Regions from separate parts of the Homo sapiens genome. Here region 2 is linked to region 1. The links are chromatin loops, found by intact Hi-C in ENCODE. Cell type or tissue: heart right ventricle. All regions are shown on one strand. Links, peaks and the distances in the headings refer to the core of each region. The heading gives the core; the rest is flanking DNA. Region 1 overlaps FGF12 (fibroblast growth factor 12). Region 2 overlaps FGF12 (fibroblast growth factor 12).

Region 1 (4,400 bases), core at 302-4,301:
TTTAAGACCACATGAGTCCGAATCTCATAGATTTAACAAATTCAGGTAGTTGGAACTCAGTTGTAAACCAAGAAATAAAGCCAAAAGGAATTTGGTGCAGATAAAATTGATACCCAGAAGCTTGTATAGTCTCAGCTCTTCTTCCTTCTCACCTCCCTCCCCTCTCCCCCTACACTATGGGAGGTTCTTTTAGGAGCTTGTTTTACAGTTCTAATAGTTCTCTGTTTTTTTTTTTTAATAGTTCTCTCTAGTTAAAAAGAGGCAGTTCCAACTCTGCCAGAAAGGCAGACAAAGAAAAATGATAAAAATCAGACAGAAAAACTCTAAAAGCATTGGGACTATCTAGTGAAGTGACAGGAAGCCCTGAATATTTCATTTGCTCTAATACAGAACAATGTGGATATTCATCATAACCGCCCTGACATGTTAAGGGAAGATTAAATTATGTTCAATACGTTATATCAAATAAAGTTCAGAAATGTACAGTACATTTCAGGAAGCATTCTGTGCAAGAAAGTTATTGTCTTTATGAATGTAAAGGAAAAAAAAAACCTCAACTCAGCAGAGAACATAGATATCCAGAATAGCAACCATTGTATGATTACATATTAACCTTCCCATTGTTGATATGTACTGGGGACCTCTGTTGTTTATAAGTGCTGTGACCTTGGCCGTGAGACTTTATACTAATACCTATCCCTCAGTAATGTTCTGTAGATTCACCAAGATTTATCTTTGTAAAGTTTTTCACATTGTACTTGCCAATTAGTATATATTTAATAATTGTGGCTATTATGCATTTCAAGCTTCCTGTGAACAAAAAATACATTGGAAGCCAGGTCGCGTCAAGGATTACAGACCACACATTACATTTTCATGAGCCTACACTGCTAGGTGTTTTCTTGTTGGGTACTCTGAAAAATATTACATGAACTAAAAGACTGTCAACATTGGAGAGAGTATGCCATAATCTTGAAGTAGCTGGCATTGTTACTGGATATGTATGGCTTAAGTCTTTGGTTTGGAGGTGGGAGGCTGTCCTGTGCATTGCAGGATGGTTGGTTAACAGCATCCCTGGCCTCTACCCACTGGATGCCAGTAGCACCCCTCCTCCCACCCCAGTTATAACAATCAGAGATATAGGCATTGCTCAATGTCCCTGGGGGCCAGATCACCCCGGCTGAGAACCACTGCACTAGAGAAACAAATGTGTAAATATGGAGCATGAAGTTTTAAATAGTGGTCACAAGTGAATGCTGAGTGTGTTTAAATTCTCATTCCTTTTGTGCTATGAGGCTTTGACTACATGTATCTGCTTTACTATAATTCTCTCTCTGTGTGTGTGTGTGTGTGTGTGTGTGTGTGTGTGTGTGTGTCTTTTCACCTTATAATTTAGGTGTTGTTTAGTGACAGTTAAAGGATACTAAGAAAGGATTGGGATGAAACAGTGTGTTTTATCCAGTATTTTGAGAGTAAGGCTTCCCAGGTGAGCTTCCGTCACTGATTTTTTGGATGGCTGTACATTAATTAACATACATTTATTGAGTGCATACCCTTCTAAAAAGTCCTGTGCTAGGTACTGCAAGGAAAAGAATTTTTTTTTTTTTTTTTTTTTTGCCTGAACCTCCTGGATGAGGGAATTTCTTTTCTGGCATGTAACGTTTCTTTTCTCGGCCCATGTGTCTGGAGTGCTAGTTATTCTTCCCCTCCAGTCCCAAACAGCTTCTTTTCCTATGGCTTCACTGACCTTTCGCTCTAAAATCCTCATGCTTGTGTTCACCTCTTCCCATTCCCCCATCTCTATTGCATCATTATGCGGGTTTGCAAACATCATCATCTTCTTTCTGGCATGACTCAGACTCCTGATAACGTTCATTTCTGGTTGCCTTATTTAGGGAAAATCATCTTCTTCTTCTAGGCCATATTAGCATGGGACACTCGTCCATCTATTACTCAGTAGCTCTTTAATTTCAAAATATAGTCCTAATCAAAATTTTCTAGCTCTTTATTTTACTTATATTTTGGGGGACTCATCAGTTATGATTAAATGGGTCAACTAGTAACAGAAATCTAAGTAATACTTGTAAACTAAATAGAATTAATTTTCCCTTGATGTAGAAGTCAAGAGGCTGGTATGGTGATGTTGTGATTTCATCAGCCTCTCAGTTTTTCTCAATCCTTCTATTCTGCGTTCCTATTCTGTAGCTTCCATCCTCAAGGTCAAGTCATGGTCTAAAGATGTCTGTCTGTCTATTGCAGCTCCAACCATCACATCTGAGTTTTAGAAATAGAGATGTAGAAAAAAAGAAAGGCCTGTCAATGGAATGCTTTCTGCTTCTCTGAAGTCCCTCTTAAAATTGTTTAAATTTTAACACCTATCTACAAGGGTGGCTAGGATATGTAGCTGGGCACATTGTTGCTATCAACAATACAGAGATTGTGTTAATAAGGAGGAAGTGAGAATAGATATTGGCCAGGCAGCAGATGTCTCTGCACACAGAGAATTTTGAGTGGAATTTATGTCATCGATGTTTTATACACCATATACAAAATAGGACTTTAAGAAGATGTTTCATAATCTATACAGCAAAATTTACTATATTAATATTGAGTTATTACTCCTAAAATTTGTTCCTTGTGCTCAAATACAGAATTGGAAGGATTCTTTATCATTGCTCCAAGGAATGAGGGGGAAAACTGTCACATTCCTCTGAAAAGTAAAAAATGTGGTCCATCAATCTAGTTGACTATTTTTTTTTTCACACTGATCTGTCAGAAGTGGCTGATTAGCTGTGGGTTTCTATACATAGCTAGCATTTATCAGAGAAATATCATGAGGACACTCTTTCTGTTGAATATACGAAAACCATAACCAGTTTCTACATGTAAGGGAAGGAGTGGTACACAGGTCTGTCAAACTGTGATGCAGGGTGGTGTGGGGAAAGGAACGGACTACGTTCAAGAAGCCTCTCTTCTGCTTCACGTTGAACATTTCTGACTCTGTCACTTTTCCTCAATCACTGTAAGCCTCTGCTTTTCATCTATAAAATGGGACTAATCCTTAACTCGGCTATCATTTGTTGTGTCCCTTCTTAAAGATACATTGAATGCCCATCTGTGGCAAGATACCAGAGTAGGACAGAGCTATTGTTATGCTTAAATAAAATATCTTGTAGAAAATCATATGTAAATTCAAAGTGCTATTGGGTTGCTGATATGGAGATTATTTATTTTTTTTATCATTTAGATCCAGATCAGATTTTAGCCATTCTTGGCAACAGATAAACTCTATTTCTCAAAAATTTCTAGTAGCAATCAATTATCTCAAAAAAATTCTGCTGTCCTGTGTGACACTGCAACTATGTATTACCCATTAATGCTAATTAGGAAGGACCTGGGAAGCACAGCCAGATAACCTATAGTTTATTCCCAGCCCTCCTACTTGGCCTCCAAACTTCCACAAAACACTAGCTTCCTTTGTGCCTACTTCCAAGCCTAAAATTCTTAAGTAACTTTATTATTTATTTGTTTATACAGTGGCAAAATCCTGAAATCCTTCACATACTTGTTAGGCAACATTAAATATTTGTGAAGTCTGAGTGGCACACTCACCTTAAGAAGCTTCAAATGAGGCCAGGTGCTGTGGCTCATGCCTGTAATCCCAGCATTTTGGGAGGCCAAGGCAGGTAGATCAACTGAGGTCAGGAGTTCTAGACCAGCCAGACCAACATGGTGAAACCCCGTCTCTACTGAAAAATAAACCCATACACAAAAATTAGCCATGCATGGTGGCTTGCACCTGTAATCCCAGCTACTCAGGAGGCTGAGGCAGGAGAATCACTTGAACTGGGGAGGCGGAGGTTGCAGTGAGCTGAGATAGCGCCACTGCACTCCAGCCTGGGCGATAGAGCATGATTCCGTCTCAAAAAAAAAAAAGCCTCAAATGAGGAATATATATTGAAAGAGTTTTATTTATTTATTTTGGTTTAATGAAAATTTGATCTGTTGTATTTTTAATTAGAAATTATTTGCTTCAAGGTTTTTATACAGGACATACAGGAACTAATTTGGATATTTTTAATATTATAGATCTGTACTGCGTTCTCAGAAGGCTACAAAACTCTGTAAGAGAAAAATAATTATTTGGCCTGCATTGTTTAAAAGGAGATCATATCTAGTTGAGGAAAACTGGTGGCGTTGGAGCATGGCTTTGACAGATTTTGATGGGCACAGAAAGCGAGGCTGGCTGAGCATTCCAGGAAGAAACCAAAATGTAGGGACCAGAGAAACTCCTGGGGATGATTTGGGAAAAGTGAGATTTTTTGATTATTCTAAAGAAATGGACTGAATGCCTCAAAAACAAGAGCTATGACTTATTTCTCGTCACCACTCCTAGCCTA
Region 2 (4,400 bases), core at 73-4,072, 51 kb before region 1:
AATGCTTAGATTGTAATTTTCTCAATAAAGCTTTTGCTTGATCCTCTTCTGGTAAGAAGTCCTTCTTTCCCTGGTCCTTCAAATCTCTCCTGTAGTGTTGATTTCTTTCTGTGCTATACTATAGTTCCTTGGGTCCTAGCTTGTTTTCTAGGCTGTGAATTTCATGAAGGCAAGGGCTGTCTTCTTCTTTGTAATTTCAGTGGCTTGGCACATGTTAAGCATATAATAGAAGGTAAATTGAGTTAATTCTATAGGGACTATGTCATTCTGCTTTGTAATTTCAGTGACTTGGCACATGTTAAGTATACAATAGAAGGTAAATTGAGTGAGTACTATAAAGCCCTCAATATATTAACATAAAATCTTTGTTTATTTAATTTTTATAGCACTTTTCATTATATCTGAGGCATAAAGTAGCTAAAGTCTCAGGGATGATGTACATGTAACACACATGCTTCAAGATTTCCTTCTTTCACTTTTGAAACGCCTTTCATCTCTCACCCTAGGCTGTTAGAGCCCTCTAAATAACGGATCCTATTGGCTGGACAAGGCAGTTCACACCTGTAATCCCAGCACTTTGGGAGGCCGAGGTGGGTGGATCACGAGGTCAGGAGATCGAGACCAACCTGGCTAACACGGTGAAATCCCGTCTCTACTAAAAATACAAAAAATTGGCCGGGTGTGGTGGCAGGCGCCTGTAGTCCCAGCTACTTGGGAGGCTGAGGCAGAAGAATGGAGTGAACCCAGGAGGCGGAGCTTGCAGTGAGCCGAGATCGCGCCACAGCACTCCAGCCTGGGTGACAGAGCGAGACTCCGTCTCAAAAATAAATAAATAAATAAATAATAATAATAATGGATGCTATTCCATATGACTGAACTTCCTGTTGTCCATGGAAGAGAATCATCAATCCTCATCCCTGGGAAATCTGGCTCGGCATAAAAACTTTCTCCTGCACCTTGGTGGAAGAAATTCCTGTGCTGTTTCTAAAAATGAGAAAGAAAAAGAAAAGAAAACATTCTCTGTTGTTCTCATTCTTTTTTTTTTTTTTTTTTGAGAAGGAGTCTCGCTTTGTTGTCAGGCTAGTGTGCAGTGGCACAATCTTGGCTTATTGCAATCTCCACCTCCCAAGTTCAAGCGATTCTCCTGCCTCAGCCTCCAGAGTAGCTGGGATTACAGGCACCTGCCACCACACCCAGCTAATTTTTGTGTTTTTAGTAGAGACGGGGTTTCACCATGTTGGCCAGGATGGTCTCGATCTCCTGACCTCGTGATTCATTTGCCTCAGCCTCCCAAAGTGCTGGGATTACAGGCGTGAGCCACCGCACCCAGCTATTGTTCTCATTCTTGAACAATGGGGAACAGCATGATTCTTTATTATTATTTGTGTATCTGTGTTGTGACCTGTCTTCTGGTTCTCTTCCTTCTTGACAAAGACTGGATGTGCCATTCTCGGTCAGCTCCCATGAAGCCAGCTCTGAACACCTCCTTGCATTCTAAGTACAGCCTTGTCATTAGTTACACCCCTGGCATTAGTGACTGAGATTGCACTTCTCAGGACCTTTTGTGAGTCCCAAAAAAGAGACTTCTGCATCAGTTCAAAGGGTGGCATTTCTGGAGCTACAACTATTACAACCTTTGTTGTTGAAGATAACCTGGGATTTCTGCTTCTTGAGGCCTGAGGTTAGAGATGTTTCAGTTTCCTCAACTCAAAAGCGGAAACTGAAATAAATGGGTAATGAAGGCCTTTCTTGTCCTTGATGTGTGAATCCATTTTCTGGACATTCATTTCTGTGACTGTCTTGTCCTTTTCCTCAACAATTCATCTGTTACTTTTGCATGGGTTATTCATCTGGTTAGTATTAACATTCTTTTGAAATCATCTTCTATATTAATAAACACTTCACAAATCTATTGGTGAAGTCGCCTTAGAATCTTGGCTTAATGGGATTATAGTGAATAATTCTTTTTCTTTGATTCTATCTCTGTAACAAAAATTGCTGTGGATTTATGTATAGAAAACTAGATATGTTGTAAAAAGGTCAGGGTTCAAGTTTAGCTCTGTGACCTTGGACATTTCATTTTATCTTTCTAGGCCTTAGTGTGTTGTAAGCGGAGGTAAATATCTTGCATCTGGGGTTCTTGCGGCGGGGATTCAAGGAGAGAAAGTATTTGGGAAGTGCTTTGTAAACGATATTGTACTATATGACAAGCAAGTTGTTATTAATAGAGGCCTGACTACTCCCAATTGTTTCTGCTTGGTCAGTTAGTTCTAGATGAGTAAATTGGAGAGGACAGAAAGGAAGGAAGTGGCACTGGGCGGGGAGCCGGGTGATCTGGAATTCATCCGGGTGCTGTTCGGCGGTCAGTCGGTGACTTAACGTGACCTTGGCAAAGTCGCTTTGCCTCATGTGCTTCTGTTACGTCATTGGTAATATGAGGTGGGCGAAAGAAAAGATGATCCAGAGACTTTTTTCCAGTTTATAAAAGCATGTGATTATTAGAGTTTAAATTATGAGATTATTATTTATTTAAGGATATCATTGAGTTTAGATTATTAAATCATAAGTCTTACCAATAGTGGGCCCAAATAATATACATATTTTGAATATATAATTTCAATGAATTATTTTAAAGAAAATGCCAAAACTTCATCTTTTAACCACTGAAAAGGAACTAATGAAGTCTCCTATTCACTACATTTTTGTATTGTATTTGGAAGGAATGTGTGTATTTAAAGGGAGGCTAAGGATTAACAGATGAAATTCTGTATGAGAAACCAATTGTGTCTACAGCACCTAAAGCACATTCTGTTGTGATATATTCTCTAGTTACTTTAAATTTGTTTGTTTTCCTTCATTTAACCAAAAAATGAATAATTGTAAAGAATCAGGCACTATGTTAATCACTGTAGTTAAGATAATTCCTATTATAAGACATGGTTGATCTAGTGTAGAAAGCAACATGGCTTAAAAATTATACAGGGATGCCTCGTGTCATTGTACTTTGCAGATGTTGCATGCGTCGCATATTGAAGCTCTGTGGAAACCGAGAGTTGAGCAAGTCTATTGGCACCATTTTTCTAAAGCACGTGCTCACTTCAGGTCTTTGTGTCACATTTTGGTAATTCTTACAGTCTTTTAAGTTATTCTATTATTATAACTTTCATGGTGATCTGTAATATTTGATGCTATTATTGTAATTGTTTTGGGAGTGCCACAAGCCATGCCCACATAAGACAACAACTTAATCCATAAATGTTGTATGTGTTCTGACTGCTGAAGGAAGAGAAACAAATTTAAAGTTACTAGAGAATATATCACACCAAAATCTGTTTCCAGTGTTGTAGACATAATTGACTTCTCAAACAGAATTTCACCTGTTAATTCTTGTGTGTGTTCTGACTGACTGTCTGTTCCCCATCTTTCTCCCTCTTCTCAGGCCTATTTCCTGAGACACGAAGATATTAAAATTAAGCCAATTAGTCACCCTAAAATGGCCCTTAAATGTTCAAGTGAAAGGAAGAGTCACATGTCTCTCACTTAAAATCAAAAGCTAGTAATGATTAAACTTAGTGAGGAAGGCATATTGAAGGCTGAAATACGCTGAAAGCTGGGCCACTTGCCCTAAACAGTTAGCCAAGTGGTGTATGTAAAGGAAAAATTATTGAAAGAAATTGAAAGTGCTACTCCAGTGAACACAGGAAGGATAAGGAAATGAAACAGCCTTATTGCTGATGAGAAAGTTGTAGTGATCTGGATAGAAGATCAAATCAGTCACAACATTTCCTTAAGCCAAAGCCTAATACAGAGCAAGGCTCTCTCTTCAATTCTGTGAAGGCTGAGAGAGATGAGGAAGCTGCACAATAAAAGTTAGAAACTAGCAGAGGGTGGTTCATGAGGTTTAAGGAAAGAAGCCATCTTTGTAACATAGTGCACAAGGAAAAGCTGCAAGTGCTAATGTAGAAGCTGCAGCAAGTTATACAAAAATATCTAGCTGAGATAATTGACAAAGGTGGCTACACTAAACAGCAGATTTTCAATGGAGACTTCATAGTCTTCTATTGAAGAAAATACCAACTACAACTTTCATAGTGAGAAAGAAGTCAATGTCTGGCTTCAAAGCTTCAAAGGACAGGCTCACTTTTTTGTTAGGGGCTAATGCAGCTGGTGACTTTAAATGGAAGCCAATGCTCATGCACCATTCTGAAAATAGTAGGGCCCTTGAGAATTATGTTAAATATACTCTGCCTGTGTTCTATAAATGGAACAACAAATCCTTGATGAAAGGCCATTTGTTTAAAGGATGGCTTACTGAATATTTTAAGCCCACTATTGAGACTTACTGCCCAGAAAAAGAAAGATTTCTTTTAAAATATTACTGCACATTTACAATGCACCTG

Evidence for each region. Peaks named below come from ENCODE experiments on the same cell type or tissue, not always from the same donor. Only the 100,000 strongest peaks of a DNase experiment are listed, where the experiment ranks them.
Region 2: it touches region 1 in a loop (2.0-fold over the local background); 2 of 110 quality-filtered maps call a loop at or near these places.

Annotation. Positions count from the first base shown.
Region 1 is chr3:192,653,257-192,657,656 of GRCh38, reverse strand. All of the region lies in intron 2 of FGF12 (fibroblast growth factor 12), which reads left to right. Among named protein-coding and RNA genes, the nearest start is that of FGF12, 72 kb to the left of the region's middle. In heart right ventricle, for the core only: no CTCF peak of the experiment used is centred there; no DNase peak of the experiment used is centred there; H3K27ac peaks cover 3,911 bases.
Region 2 is chr3:192,704,398-192,708,797 of GRCh38, reverse strand. All of the region lies in intron 2 of FGF12 (fibroblast growth factor 12), which reads left to right. Among named protein-coding and RNA genes, the nearest start is that of FGF12, 21 kb to the left of the region's middle. In heart right ventricle, for the core only: no CTCF peak of the experiment used is centred there; a DNase peak (open chromatin) is centred at 2,317; H3K27ac peaks cover 3,117 bases.